Linked DNA regions of Homo sapiens: region 2 is linked to region 1. A link is a contact called in ENCODE POLR2A ChIA-PET data. All regions are on one chromosome and are shown on one strand. The core of a region is the stretch at or near the end of the contact, and the rest is flanking DNA. Distances in the headings are between cores, read along the strand shown.

Region 1 (7,554 bases), core at 2,599-5,098:
TGCATTCCAGCCTGGGCAACCAGAGTGAGACCCTGTCTCAAAAAAGATTTTTTTTAATTTTTATTATGTTTTAATTTTATTTTATATTTTATTTTATTTATTTTATTTTATTATTTTATTTTATTTTATTTTTTATTTATTTTAATCTGTGAGAGGGAGTCTCGCTCTGTCCCCCAGGCTGGAATGCAGTGGCACCATCTCTGCTTACTGCAAGCTCCGCCTCCCAGGTTCACGCCATTCTCCTGCCTCAGCCTCCCGAGTAGCTGGGACTACAGGCGCCCGCCACCATGCCCGGCTAATTTTTTGTATTTTTATTTTTATTTATTTTTATTTTTTATTTTTTTTGGAGACGGAGTCTCGCTCTGTGGCCCCGGCTGGAGTGCAGTGGCAAGATCTTGGCTCACTGCAAGCTCCGCCTCCCGGGTTCACGCCATTCTCCTGCCTCAGCTTCCCGAGTAGCTGGGACTACAGGCGCCCGCCACCACGCCCAGCTAATTTTTTTTTGTATTTTTAGTAGAGACGGGGTTTCACCGTGTTAGCCAGGATGGTCTCCATCTCCTGACCTCGTGGTGCGCCCGCCTCGGCCTCCCAAAGTGCTGGGATTACAGGCGTGAGCCACTGCGCCTGGCTTTTGTATTTTTAGTAGAGACGGGGTTTCACCGTGTTAGCCAGGATGGTCTTGATCTCCTGACCTCGTGATCCACCCGCCTCGGCCTCCCAGAGTGTTGGGATTACAGGCGTGAGCCACCGTGCCCCCGGCCAAATTATTTATTTGTTTATTTATTTTTGAGACGGAGTCTGGCCCTGTCGCTCAGGCTGGAATGCAGTGGTGGATCTCGGCTCACTGCAACCTCCGCCTCCCAGGTTCAAGCAATTCTCCTGCCTCAGCCTCCTGAGCAGCTGGGACTACAGGCACACCCACCACACCCGGCTAATTTTGGTTTTTGGTTTTTTGTTTTGTAGAGAGAGGGTTTTACCATGTTGGGCAGGCTGGTCTCGAACTCCTGGCCTCTGGTGATCCGCCTGCCTAGGCCTCCCAAAGTGCTGGGATTAAAGGTGTGAGCCACTATGCCCAGCCTGGAAACAATTTTTGTAAATTAAGAAATAAATAAGGCCGGGCGTGGTGGCTCATGCCTGTAATCCCAGCACTTTGGGAGGCCAAGGCAGGTGGATCACCTGAAGTCAGGAGTTCGAGACCAGCCTGGCCTACATGGTGAAACCCTGTCTCTATTAAAAATACAAAAATTAGCCGGATGCGGTAGCGCGTGCCTGTAATCCCAGCTACTCAGGAGGTTGAGGGAGGAGAATCGCTTGAACCCGGGAGGCGGAGGTTGCAGTGAGCCGAGATTGCACCACTGCACTCCACCATGGGCGACAGAGCAAGACTCTGTCTCAAAAGAAAAGAAAAGACAAGAAAAGAATTAAATAAAATACAATAAAATGTGAAGTCCTGACAGTGTATTACACTGATCTATACGGAAGGTGGCATATAACAGAGAAACCTAATTTCTTCCAAGGAAGCTAAGTAATGCTCCCTGAAGAAGTGCTGCTAAAGCTGAAACAGGAGTTGACTGGGGGTGAATCCGATAAAGAGGTGGGGATGCTGCTCCAAGCGTAAGGACTGTTGGGTCCAAAGGCCTTGGTCAGGGAGATTCGTGCCTCTGGGAAACCTCAGGGTAGCCAGGTGGCCGGAGCACAGTGAGCAAGACAGCAGGAAGAAGATGAGGCTTCCATTAGCATCTTAAGGATTTTGGTCTTTATCATGAGGACAAATGTATTTCAAAGCTAAAAGCTGGGAGGTAGCCAATTGGTGTAACAAACTGAGGAGCTAGACAGAAATAGAAGGGAGAAAGGTCAGGGGTCAATAATAGCTGAGAAGGCAGAGAAGCACAAGGATAGTATGGAATCTAGAAACTGGGGGCACGCAGGACAGCATTTCAGGTGTGGTCTGGCAAAAGGCAGACTTTACGGCAACCAAGTTAAGTGGGACACCAGGATGAATATCTTATGTTCATTTAAATAGTGGAAAAATGAGAAGAACAGACATTTCGTCAAGGGCATATCACAAGTGAGATACGGAGCTAGATTCACAATACCTATCTTAATTTGTTGCTCTTCCCATTAGTTTTCTCAAGGCAAGTAAACTCAGTACAATACTCTGTTGTTAATACTACTAACAAATCTCATTTATTAAGAGTTTGCTAAATGTTGGGCTCTGTATTTATGTGCATTATTATCTTGTTTTTTTCACAGAGTTAACGAGAACAGTCCACCCAAAATATTATGAACCAAGAGACTATTAGACATTGGAGACAGGAATAAATGAAACAGACACTATCCCTCTCCTTTGGGAATTCACAGTTCAGAAAGGAAGGGAATAGTTTAAGAAGTAATTATAGGCCGGGCACAGTGGCTCATGTCTGTAATCCCAGCACTTTGGGAAGCAGAGGCAGGTGGATCACCTGAGGTCAGGAGATCGAGACCAGCCTGGCCAACACGGTGAAAACCCGTTTCTAATAAAAATACAAAAAAACTTAGCCGGGTGTGGTGGCAGGTGCCTGTAATACCAGCTACTTGGGAGGCTGAGGCCGGAGAATTGCTTGAACCCAGGAGGCAGAGGTTGCAGTGAGCTGGGATCTCGCCATTGCACTCCAGCCTGAGCAACAGAGCAAGACTATTTCCACACACAAAAAAAAAAAAAAAAAAAAAAGAAAGTAATTATAAAGAGTAATTGACAGGTGCTACAGGGAGAGTATAACAGTGAACCCAACCTACCATGGGCGGCAGGGAAGGCATTCTGGAAGAAGTGACAGTCAAGCTGAAAAATCGGGGGAATTAACAAGGTGAAACATGGAGGCCAGGCAGGGTAGCTCAAGCCTGTAATCCCAGTACTTTGGGAGGCCGAGGCCGGTGGATCACTTGAGGTCAGGAGTTCGAGACCAGACTGGCCAACATGGTGAAACCCTGACTCTACTAAAAATACAAAAATTAGCTGGGCAGTAGTGGCACGTGACTGTAATCCCAGCTACTTGGGAGGCTGAGGCAGGAAAATCCCCTTGAGCCTGGGAGGCGGAGGTTGCCATGAGCTGAGATCACACCACTGCACTCCAGTCTGGGTGACAGAGTGAGACCCTGTCTCAAAAAAAAAAAAGAAAAAAAGAAAAAAAGATAATTTCAAAAAATAAATAAAAATACAAAAATTAGCTGGGCATGGTGACACATGCCTATAATCCTAGCTACTTGGGAGGCTGAGGCAGGAGAATAGCTTGAGCCTGGGAGGCGATGGTTGCATTGAGCCAAGATCAAGTCACTTCACTCCAGCCTGGGCGACAGAGCGAGACCCTGTCTCTCTGTCTCTCTCTCTCTCTCTCACACACACACACACACACACACACACACAAAATCCAAACATGGGGTTTCACCCTTCATGAAACGAGTGTTTCAGGCAAAGAGAACAGCAGTTGGAAGGCACTATTCTCACAATAACTTCATTAAATAGATTCTATTATTATTCCCTTCTCACAGATAAGAAAACTGAAACTCAGAGATTAAGTAACTGACCCACTAGGTGATATTGAAGCCAGGATGTAAGCCTCTATCTACCTAGACTAGAGCTCATTCTTTTAGTTGCTAAACCAGATATTTCTATTAGTTTGCCCTTTCTTTCTAAGGATCATGTGAGTGGAATGGGATTATTAATTGAGATGTCTGCAATGCAGGAAGTTGAAATCGTGGCTTACAAACTATGCAAGCATGTCTGTGTCATTGTTGTCTGTAAATTTTGCAATGACAGCTATTTAGTGACACAGCTCTTGTGCTAATGTCTGAATGGATATTCATTTCAATTTAATATGATTCAACAGCTATGTACTGAGTGCCTACTACGTGCCAGGCATGATGCCAGGCATGGTGCCAGGCCTTGTCAGTTACCAAGATGATGAGACAAGTTCCTAGGTACTAGGCTAAAGATCGTGTTAATCACTAACAATTTTTAAAAAATAAATAACAAAGCCATAACCCTAGCAGTTGGAAACTGTAGGTAACTTATTGCAATAGCTATAGGTTTGAGCATCAACCATGTGCCAAGCACTGCATGAAGTACCTTAATGAAAATTTAAATGGTCATGATCGGCCGGGCATGATGGCTCAAGCCTGTAATTCCAGCACTTTGGGAGGCTGAGGCAGGCAGATCACCTGGGGTCAGGAGTTTTGAGACCAGCCTGGCCAACATGGTGAAAGCCTGTCTCCACTAAAAATACGGAAAAAAAAATAAAAAAGCTGGGCGTGGTGGCATGTGCCTGTAGTCCTAGCTGCTCAGGAGGCTGAGGCAGGAGAATTGCTTGAGCCTAGGAGGCGGAGGTTGCAGTGAGCTGAGATTGCACCACTATACCCCAGCCTGGGCAACAGAGAGTCTCCCATCTAAAAAAAAAAAGATCATGATCATAGCTAAAAATTAAAAGTGCTTACTCTGAGCTCTGTGTTAAGCAGTTTACATTATTATCTCCTTTAACTCTCATGTTCATTCCAAAAGGCTGATATCATAGTTTAATTATATTATTATTTCTCATTTTACAGGTAAGGAAATGAGCTTTGGAGATTTCATCTACTTTTTTCTTTTTTTTTCTGAGATGGAGTCTTGCTCCATAGCCCAGAGCTGGAGTGCAATGGCGCAATCTTGGCTCACTGCAACCTCCACCTCCCGGGTTCAAGCAATTCTCCTGCCTCAGCCTCCTGAGTAGCTGGGATTACAGGCATGCGCCATCATGCCCGGCTGATTTTGTATTTTAAGTAGAGACAGAGTTTCACCATGTTGGCCAGGCTGGTCTTGAACTCCTGACCTCTGGTGATCCGCCCGCCTCGGCCTCCCAAAGTGCTGGGATGACAGGCGTGAGCTACCACGCCCAGCCACTTCATCTGCTTTTACCTGGGCCAAATGGCCATTCTTCTGTTCAAATCTGTTTAAAAGCATGGACTGTGCCACACACCCAGTATCCATCCAAAAACAAGGACTGCACCCTAAATTCCAAATACCAGAGACTGAAATTTTCAGCCTTGCTAAGGGAACACCTCGGTCTTTGAACCTTTATTGTGTTTTGTACAGGGCATTCTCTGTACTAGTTTGTTGTGATTATAAAACACTTAGCAAAATTTAAAAAAGGAAGAAAGAAACTTGTAGGAAATTGAGACAATGCAGAGAGAAAGCTTTTTCTTAATTTATTTTAATTAAATATTTATTTATGGCCGGGCGCAGTGGCTCACGCCTGTAATCCCAGCACTTTGGGAGGCTGAGGGAGGCTAATCACTTGAGGTCAGGAGTTCAAGACTAGCCTTGTCAACATGGTGAAACCCCGTCTCCACTAAAAAATACAAAAATTAGCCGGGCATGGTGGTGGTCACCTGTAATCCCAGCTACTCGGGAGGCTGAGGCAGGAGAATCGCTTGAACCCAGGAGGCAGAGGTTTCAGTGAGCCAAAATCGCACTACTGCACTCCAGCCTGGCAACAGAGACTGTCTAAAAAAAAAAGTTGAGGAGATATCATAAAATAATTTAAAATATTTTCCACAAATTTCCAGATTGAAAGGGCCCACTGTGTGCCTAGCACAATGAATGAGAATAAACCTATATCATGACTCACCACTGACATGTCAGGACCTGCAGACAAAGACAAGATTCTATCAGTTTCCAAACAGAAAAGATACAAGTCCCACATAGCAGATCAGAGATCAGAATGGCTTTAGACCTCTCAATGGCAACACTTGAAGTAAAAGAAGGGAGGAATGCCTTCAAAATTCCGAAAGGTGATGATTTCCAACCTAGGATTCTGTACCTTGTTAAAACATTAACATCAGCCGGGCACGGTGGCTCACGCCTGTAATCCCAGCACTTTGGGAGGCCAAGGCGGGCGGATCACAAGGTCAGGAGATTGAGACCATCCTGGCTAACACGGTGAAACCCCGTCTCTACTAAAAATACAAAAAATTAGCCGGGCGTCGTGGCCGGCGCCTGTAGTCCCAGCTACTCAGGAGGCTGAGGCAGGAGAATGGCGTCAACCTGGGAGGCGGAGCTTGCAGTGAGCCGAGATGGCGCCACTGCACTCCAGCCTGGGCTAGAGTGCGAGACTCAAAAAAAAAAAAAAAAAAAAAAAAAAAAAATTAACACCATCGTTCAAACATGTGGGTAAAGACATAATCAGATATACAAGATCTAAACATTTTTACCTCTGATGCATCATTTCACAAGAAACTACTGGCAGATATGGTCTACCAAAACCGGAGGGCAAACAAAGATACAGTTCAGGTAACTTTAGATAAAATTCTGGAAACAGGAAATGGGAAAGTCAATACAGGAGAAAAGCAAAAGGAATCCTCAAGAGGAGGGAGGGGCTGGGTGTAGTGACTCATGCCTGTAATCCCAGCACTTTGGGAGGCGGAGGTGGGTGGATCACGAGGTCAGGAGCTCGAGACCATCCTAGCTAACAAGGTGTAACCCCATCTCTACTAAAAATACAAAAAATTAGCTGGGCATGGTGGCATGTGCCTGTAGTCCCACCTACTTGGGAGGCTGAGGCAGGAGAATCGCTTGAACCCGGGAGGTGGATGTTGCAGTGAGCTGAGATCATGCCACTGCACTCCAACCTGGGTGACAGAGCGAGACTCTGTCTCAAACAAACTAAAAAGGCCGGGCGCGGTGGCTCACGCCTGTAATCCCAGCACTTTAGGAGGCGGAGGCGGGTGGATCATGAGGTCAGGAGTTCGAGACCAGTCTGGCCAAGATGGTGAAACCCCGTCTCTACTAAAAATACAAAAATTAGCCAGGTGCTGTGGTGGCCGCCTGTAATCTGAGCTACTCGGGCAGGAAAATCGCTTGAACCCAGGAGGTGGAGGTTGCAGTGAGCCAAGAGTGCGCCACTGCACTCTAGTCTGGGCAACAGAGCAAGACTTCCATCTCAAAAAAAAAAAGGTAGTAATACTACAACTTCTGGTCTAGCGCAACCGTTGCCATCCACTCGCCACACCAATATCCTCCCCGCAGGAGGCCACTAGGATAATCTAGGGTCTCCAAAAGAAGATGGGCTTCCTGGTATTGAGAGGAGGAAAATGTTATACTTTAAAAAGGAAGCAAAGACATCACAAGCAAATGTAACATGTTGACCTTGAGTGGATCCTGACTCAAACAAACCATAAAAAGACATTTTTAGGCCAACAGTGGTGGCTCACGCCTGTAATCCCAGCACTGTGGGAGGCTGAGGCAGGCGGATAACCTGAGGTTGGGAGTTCAAGACCAGCCTGACCAACATCGAGAAACCCCATCTCTACTAAAGATACAAAACATTAGCTGGGGATGGTGGCACATGCCTGTAATCCCAGCTACTACTACTTGGGAGGCTGAGGCAGGAGAATCGCTTGAACCCGGGAGGCAGAGATTGTGGTGAGCCGAAATCTTCCCATTGTACTCCAGCCTGGGCAATAAGAGCTAAACTCTGTCTCGAAAAAAAAAATACATTTTTGAGGCAATTATGGAACTGCGAATAATAATTGGGTATCATGTGATAT
Region 2 (7,554 bases), core at 2,555-5,054, 360 kb before region 1:
AGCTAGACTCCAGTCCTGCACTGGATTCAACACTGGATCCCATCTGATGGAAACTTGGAGAAGCCCATGCATGACTCAGCGTTCTCCAGTGGGGAGACTGCCCATGTTGCTGACTCTGCCTTGCTTTGCAGGCAGAAGCAAGAGACTGAAGACTTTTTCTCTAGAATAAATAAGCCCAATTACTTGAAAATCAAGTAGTACAATAAACCTAGCCAAAAGTGGTCTCTCCTAAATCAGCTTAGGTATATGCCTTCTCCAGGAAGATCTCCCTTATTTGCTGACCCCACCTCTACACCGCTAAGCTGGGTTAGGCACTTCATGCTTTGTTCTCTCAGCTCCTAGCCAATAGCCCTATCACACACAGCACTTACGCAGTAGGATCTGTTTCAGTACCTCAGTAAAGGAGAGCTGCTTGTTTGTGCCTTTGGCAGTCTGCTGAAACCTATGAACCAATTCTTAAATAATGTTTTTCAATGCATAAAATACATAAAATTACAAAAAAAAACAATTATAATGAAATGTGTAGTTTTGGTTTTCTGAGCTGGGGATGTTGCCCTGTTACCTGGGCTAGAGTACAGTGGCAAAGTCATAGCTCACTACAGCCTTGAACTCCTAGGCCCAAGCAAAATCCTCTTGCCTCAGCATCCTGAGTAATTGTGTCTACAAGTGCGAGCCACAAGACTTGACTAATTTTTACATTTTTTTATAGAGATGGGGTCTGGCTATGTTGACCAGGCTAGTCTTAAACTCTTGGCCTCAAGCAATTCTGCCTCAGCTTCTGAAAGTGCTGGGATTCTAGGTGTGAGCCACCATGCCTGGCTGAAATATGTATTTCTTAACTCCAGACATCTGGAGTATGAATTCCTTAAGTGCAAGGACTATGTCTTCATCTCTCTACTGTCAGTGCCTAGCACAAAGCCTGGCACATAGATGGTTCTTAAAAATGTTTATTCAATGCATGAACAGAAAGACAAATGCCTACTACCAAGTCAGCCTAAGGTTCATTGCAACTGCTTATGCACATACCAATGGCTTGCATATGTCTCACCCCATCTAGGATCATCTAGACCAGGGCTGTAAGGGAACCTACATTCAACAACAGGTGCCATAATATCTAACAATAATGACAGGCTATTGGAAGACCAGGAAAACAACAAAGCTCATGTATTTCACCAGCTGGAAAATTCATCTAGTAAACAGGCTGTTTGAGGAAATCTCTTGACATTGGAAGCATGATGCACACACGACCTTAAAACCCTACCAATAGCTCTGATGGAGGAAAGAAGGGAACCTGAGCTAGCACGTTGGTATTCACGAGGGCTCTTCTGTCCTGAATTGGTCCTCTCATCTCTGGGAAAGAGAAAAGTGTCCCTAAAAACCACAATAGGGATGAGATGTGCCTTCCTAGATTCAAGTAGATTCAGTCTGAGACAGCAATTTTGTTTTTATGTACCAACAGAAAACCTAAACAAGCAGGAAATAAAAGCTACTTCCCTCACTAAAGATATATTAAGGGCCAAATATTTGTTCTAAATTGATTGCTAAGTCTATTAGATATTTTGAAAAGAAAAATAAAACCCCAGACTATTTAAAAACTGAAATCTACAACTGTATGGAGTTCATAAATCTCATTCTTAAGAGTCACCTTCAGGCTGGGTGCGGTGGCTCATGCCTGTAATCCCAACACTTTGGGAGGCCAAGGCGGGCGGATCGCTTGAGGTCAGGAGTTCAAGACCAGCCTGGCCAACATGGCAAAACCCCGTCTCTACTAAAAATACAAAAATTACCCGGGCGTGGTGGTGGGAGCCTGTAATCCCAGCTACTCAGGAGGCTGAGGCAGGAGAATCACTTGAACCAAGGAGGCGGAGGTTGCAGTGAGCTGAGATCACACCATTGCACTCCAGCCTGGGCTACAGAGCAAGACTCCATCTCAAAAAGAAAAAAAAAAAAAAAACAGCAACCTTACCATGTTACAGGGTTTCTTTGACTACATACAGCCATCTGAGGGATGGAGAATGCAACTTTTACTTGCTCGATGGGGTTTCCAACATCTGTTGGAAGAAACATGGCTTCTGAAAGGTGCCTTCTTAAAAATAAAAAAGAAAAAAAAAAACTACAGGTCCAAGTTTTGTTTTTAATAAAAATATTCCTCCCACTCTTAAGGTGTGTGCTTTCTTTTTTGACCTATTTTTCCTTAAATTTGTCTGTAGTTTCCCTGTATCTCTATATTTTTCCTAGTGCAGTAAACAATGCAATCAAAGAAATAAAAACCAGGGTCCACTCTTGCCCCAAACACTGAAGAGGGTCAAAGAGAAGAAATCGCAGCACGGAAAATGGCCCAGCTCTAAATATACAAACAACATTAAAAACAAAACAAAACAAAATAACCCCCCCCCCCAAAGCATTATTATTGACATTCCTGGTACATTTCCTATAATATAATGTTGCAGACAATGCTTCTTTCCCAGGGAGTCCAGCTCACTCAAGAGACATCTAGTTGGTGCCTCAGGAAAGCCTGGGGGTGTTGAGTCCTCTCTGCCAAGCCTAAAGCTTTTTATGATCTCAGTATCTCACAGAAACATCTGTGGTATAAATGAATCTAAAAGGGGACGAAGGCAGGCAGGCACCTGTCACTGTTCTCCAAATCAGCCAAAAAGCTGAAGAGCGTGGGTTCTAGGAGACAGATGCCATTAAGAGTTGAGGGATGGAGGGCAGAACAAGAGGAAGCACCAAATGAGTGGCTGCTTTGGGTTCCAAAGCCAAAAAAATGGCCCCACCAAAAAAGGCAGCTGGTTTCATTGAGGAACTCCCTGCTCTTGGAGCCATGCAATGAAAATGATGGCCTTGGAGCCCCATCCCTGTGACAGCCACAGTCTAAGAACCAGAGCCATTTACATCACATTGCACAGTTTCAAATGAATGGACTGGTCCTAGCTTAGGAGGGTGAGTGCTTTGACAAAGTGTGGAACAAGGTAAGCTATTACCTTGAACCCCAAAGCACAGCTGCAGCATCCTTGGCTTTCCATTTCTTTCTTTTTTTTTGAGACGGAGTTTCACTCCTCGCCCAGGCTAGAGTGCAATGGCATGATCTCAGCTCACTGCAACCTCCGCCTCCCAGGTTCAAGCAATTCTCCTGCCTCAGCCTCCCAAGTAGCTGGGATTACAGGCGCGTGCCACCATGCCCAGCTAATTTTTTTTTTTTGTATTTTCAGTAGAGACGGGGTTTCACCATGTTGGCCAGGCTGGCCTCAAACTCCTGACCTCAGGTGATTCACCCACCTCGGCCTCCCAAAGTGCTGGGATTACAGGCATGAGCCACCGCACCCGGCCTTGGCTTTCCATTTCTGCAAAACCACAGGCCACTGCTGCCACTTGCTCTGTGGAGATGTACCTTCCACTTATTACCACCTTCTTCTCAAAATGGCACTCACGGTACTAACTTTTGGAGATCTCCAGAGGCGTCAGTTGCACCTCTGGAAGTAAGATGATTTCCCTGCCCCATACTTGCCAAAGCACTTTTTTTTTTTTTTTTTTTTGAGATGGAGTCTCGCTCTTGTTGCCCAGGCTGGAGTGCAGTGGTGCGATCTTGGCTCACTGCAACCTCTGCCTTCCCAGGTTCAAGCGATTCTCCTGCCTTGGCCTCCTGAATAGCTGGGATTACAGGCTCCCGCCACCACACCCGGCTAATTTTTTTTTCGTATTTTTAGTAGATACGGGGTTTCACCATGTTGGCCAGGCTGGTCTCAAACTCCTGACCTCGTGATCCACCCGCCTCGGCCTCCCAAAGTGCTGGGATTGCAGGCGTGAGCCACCACGCCCGGCTAGCACTTCCCTTTTTAAGCTAGTGCTGGCATGCCACCTTCCCCTCAAAGCAGAGTCAACTTCCTTTTGTTTGAGAGTTTTGTACTGGCCTCTGTAGGCCCTTTTCAGGATACAAAATAAAGTGCCCTTCAGCATCCACATGCGAGTGGGTTGCCTTCCAGTGTCAGATCTGTGTTCCAGAGTTTGGTCAATGCATCTTTACAAGAATAAAACCACATGCCTACACACACAGACGAGCCTGGAAATGGCTTTCTGGACAGGGTTACTTGTTATCTTGACACTTCCCCTAAAAGAAATTACTTTCTTGGTGTAAGATGATTAGGACATTGAATGACCTACTCTCAACTTCTGGAAGGGCAGCTTGTTTTGTCCATTTTTCAATGAGGGAGTGGGAAGAACCCAACATTTTCAGTTACAACAATAAGATTTTGTTTTTTTTTTTTTAAAAAAGGGTCCTATGTGGAAATGAGTGGGACAATGATAAAAATAAACAAATAATTAAAATTCCAAATCAAAACATAACTCCTGGCCCTGAGATCCCCAGTTAATCCTCTAAGACCACAATCTCCACATTGTGAACTTGATGCTGGTGTTCTTCCATCTCAGCCACAACTTTCTCCTCAGTCCTCAGCTCTGTCTCCAAGATGACTGCTTTGCCCTCAGTATCTTCAGCTTCTGGGTCCGGGGCTGGATCAATCTCAATGATGGTCTGCCCATCCTCTGAGGTGCTTTCAACAGCCTGAATTGCCGAGGTTAGGCCGGACTCCATGGCCACCAATTCCACAGGGCTAACCATGGTGGTCATGTTGCCCAGTGTACTCCCATCCTGCATGGCAGTAGAGCTCAGCAGCGCCAAGCTAGATGAAGGGTGGATGGTCACTGTGTCTGGTGAGCTGCTCTTGGCAGAGGAGACCACTGTGGCATAGCGGAAGAGCTGAGGGCCAGAAGGCAGTGTGTGGACAGTCACAGGACTGGAGCCCTGGCTGAGGGTGGCCACTGGAATATTGCCCATGGAAAATGACTGACCCACTGGGGTGATGGTGATGGGTGAGATGACTGTGAACTGAGGCTGCTGGACAGGAGGAGAAGGGCTCAAGACAGTGGTGGAGGCTGGCCGCTGGAGCCGGGGCCTTTTTGGAGGCTTAGGAGTGCTCACAGGCATCAGTACCACATTTTGAACTGTCTGAGATTTCAGCCTGTGATCCTGGCCTTGCTTCTTCTGCTCCTCCAACTGGCGTTCCAAGTCTATGGAAAAAAAGAAAAGACTTTGTGTAGAGGGAAGTAAAATCTTGGGAGCATTAAACTGAGAGTCAGGAGACCTGGTGTCTCTGTCTGGTTTTGTTACTAAGTAGCTTCAGGCAAGTTGTGACATTGTTTTCTTTCTTGTGCTTATTTGGGGGGCAGAGTCTTGTTATGTTGCCTAGGCTGGAGGGTAGTGGCTATTCACAGGTGCTATCATTGCGCACTATAGCCTCGAACTTCTGGCCTCAAGCGATCCACCCACCTCACCTTCCCAAAGTGTTGGGATTACAGGCATAAGCCAGTGCACCCAGCTGGCACAGTCCCTTGGAACTCTCATGCACCTACAAAGGAGCTACAATGGCCACTCCAAAAAACAGTGATTTTCAAACTATCCTTCAAGGCAAGAATGCCTTGCTGCATTGGCTGGAAAACTCCTTTGCTGGTGACTCAAACAGCCACAGTTTACAATTGTTGCCTAGGAAGGTCTACAGAAAGTTATAGAAGAAGTCCCTAAAAATTACAGAACTAAAAGAGGTCTTAAGAGCTCAAACAAATTCATTTTGACAGGGATCCAGAGAGGGAAAATGACTAATTTAAGGTTATGAAGATTGGGCCAGGACAATGGTCAACTTGGTTGCTTTTGCATTATAGTACGCCTATCACTATCCCTCTCCCAAGTGACCAGTCCAACCCTAGGTGACCACTGGTAAGTTGGCTTCTACAATGGAACCTATTACTTAGTACCTGATAAGCACCCAAGAAAGAATCAATTACACTTGTAGAGCACTTTGCTCCCTATGTGTGATATTGTGATATAATAAGAAATACATATTTAGTCTCTGCCCCTGGATCCTGGCACACAGCTCCTAAAACACATGGATCTCCAGAGCGGTAAATGTCTTTTTTTTTTTTTTTTTTGAGATGGAGTCTCGCTCTGTCGCCCAGGCTGGAGTGCAGTGGTGCGATCTCGGCTCACTGCAAGCTCTGCCTCCTGGGTTCACACCATTCTCCTGCCTCAGCCTCCTGAGTAGCTGGGACTACAGGCGCCCGCCACCGCGCCTGGCTAATGTTTTTTTTTTTGTATTTTAGTAGAGACAGGGTTTCACCATGTTAGCCAGGATGGTCTCGATCTCCTGACCTCGTGATCTGCCCGCCTAGGCCTCCCAAATTGCTGGGATTACAGGCGTGAGCCACCATGCCCGGCCCAGCGTGGTAAATGTCTTTATATCTCTTTTTTTTTGAGACAGAGTCTCGCTCTATCGCCAGGCTGGAGTGTGATGGCGCGATCTTGGCTCACTGCAACCTCCGCCTCCCAGGTTCAAGCAATTCTCCTGGTTCAAGTGATTCTCCTGCCTCAGCCTCCCGAGTAGATGGGACTACAGGCATGCAACACCACACCCAGCTAATATTTGTATTTTTAGTAGAGATGAGGTTTCACCATATTGGCCAGGATGATTTCAATCTCTTGACCTCATGATCCGCCCACCTCGGCCTCCCAAAGTGCTGGGATTACAGGCATGAGCCACTGCGCCCGGCATAAATGTCTTTATATCTTAATGAGATGACTGGTATCTTGGAATCCTTAGATAGATTCAAGATGGGGGCTGGTCACCAGAAAGATCCAGGCATGATTAAAGACTAGGACTTTCAGCCCTCCCCCCGAACCTCCAAGGAGTGGAGAGAGGCTGTAGGTTGATTACCAATGGCCAATGAAGTAATCAACCATACCTATGTAATGAAGCCTCCATAAAACCTCAAAAGTACAGGGTTCAGAGAGCTTCAGATTGTTGGAGGTTCCTGAGAGTGGCGTGACTACAGAGTGCATGGAAGTCCCACTCTCCTTCCCACCTTGTCCCATGCATCTCTTCCATCTGGTTATTCATCTGTATCCTCTGTAATAACCTTTATAATAAACCCAATAAACATTGAGTAACTGCTTCTCTGAGTTCTGTGAGCCACCTTAGCAAATTAATCAAACGCAAGAAGGTGATTGTGGGAACCCCAATTTATAGCCAGTTGGTCAGAAGCACAGGTCATTTGCAGTTTGCCTTCAACAATTAATCAAAAAAAAGAAAAAAAAAGCACAGGTCACAACCTGGGGCTGAATGGGAGGCAGTCTTTTGGGACTGAGCCTCACCTGTGTGATCTGATGCTATCTCCAGGGGGATAGTATCAGAATTGAACTGAATTATATAATACCCAGTCAGTGTCCACTGGAGAGTTGATTGCTCGGTATATGCAGAAAAACCCCTACACATCTGATTACAGAAGTGTTCTGTGCTATACTGAGTACTGAGTAGCAACTTGAAAAATACTAATAGGGCTGAGCACAATGGCTCACACTAATAATCCCAGCACTTTGGGAGGCTGAGGTGGGTGGATAACTTGAGTCCAGGAGTTTGAGACCAGCCTGGGCAATGTGGTAAAACCCCATCTCTACCAAAAATACAAAACAGCTGGGCACGGTGGTACATGCCTGTAGTCCCAGCT

Evidence for each region. ChIA-PET counts read pairs that join two places held with the same protein, here RNA polymerase II (POLR2A).
Region 2: POLR2A ChIA-PET joins it to region 1 with 13 read pairs in activated CD8-positive, alpha-beta memory T cell. The contact joins two enhancer-like sites. POLR2A ChIA-PET finds 5 or more read pairs at or near these places in 3 of 52 experiments (AG04449, H1 and activated CD8-positive, alpha-beta memory T cell).

The regions. Positions count from the first base shown.
Region 1 is chr1:28,350,570-28,358,123 of GRCh38, reverse strand. No RefSeq gene overlaps it. Among named protein-coding and RNA genes, the nearest start is that of PHACTR4, 15 kb to the left of the region's middle. Within about 2 kb of position 3,848, at least 3 of the 41 ENCODE cell types and tissues checked have a DNase peak (open chromatin) inside an H3K27ac peak, as active enhancers do.
Region 2 is chr1:28,711,586-28,719,139 of GRCh38, reverse strand. GMEB1 (glucocorticoid modulatory element binding protein 1) reads right to left here. Exons shown (of 10, transcript NM_001319674.2): 10 at 1-5,067. The coding sequence ends at 4,367. Among named protein-coding and RNA genes, the nearest start is that of YTHDF2, 22 kb to the left of the region's middle. Within about 2 kb of position 3,804, at least 2 of the 41 ENCODE cell types and tissues checked have a DNase peak (open chromatin) inside an H3K27ac peak, as active enhancers do.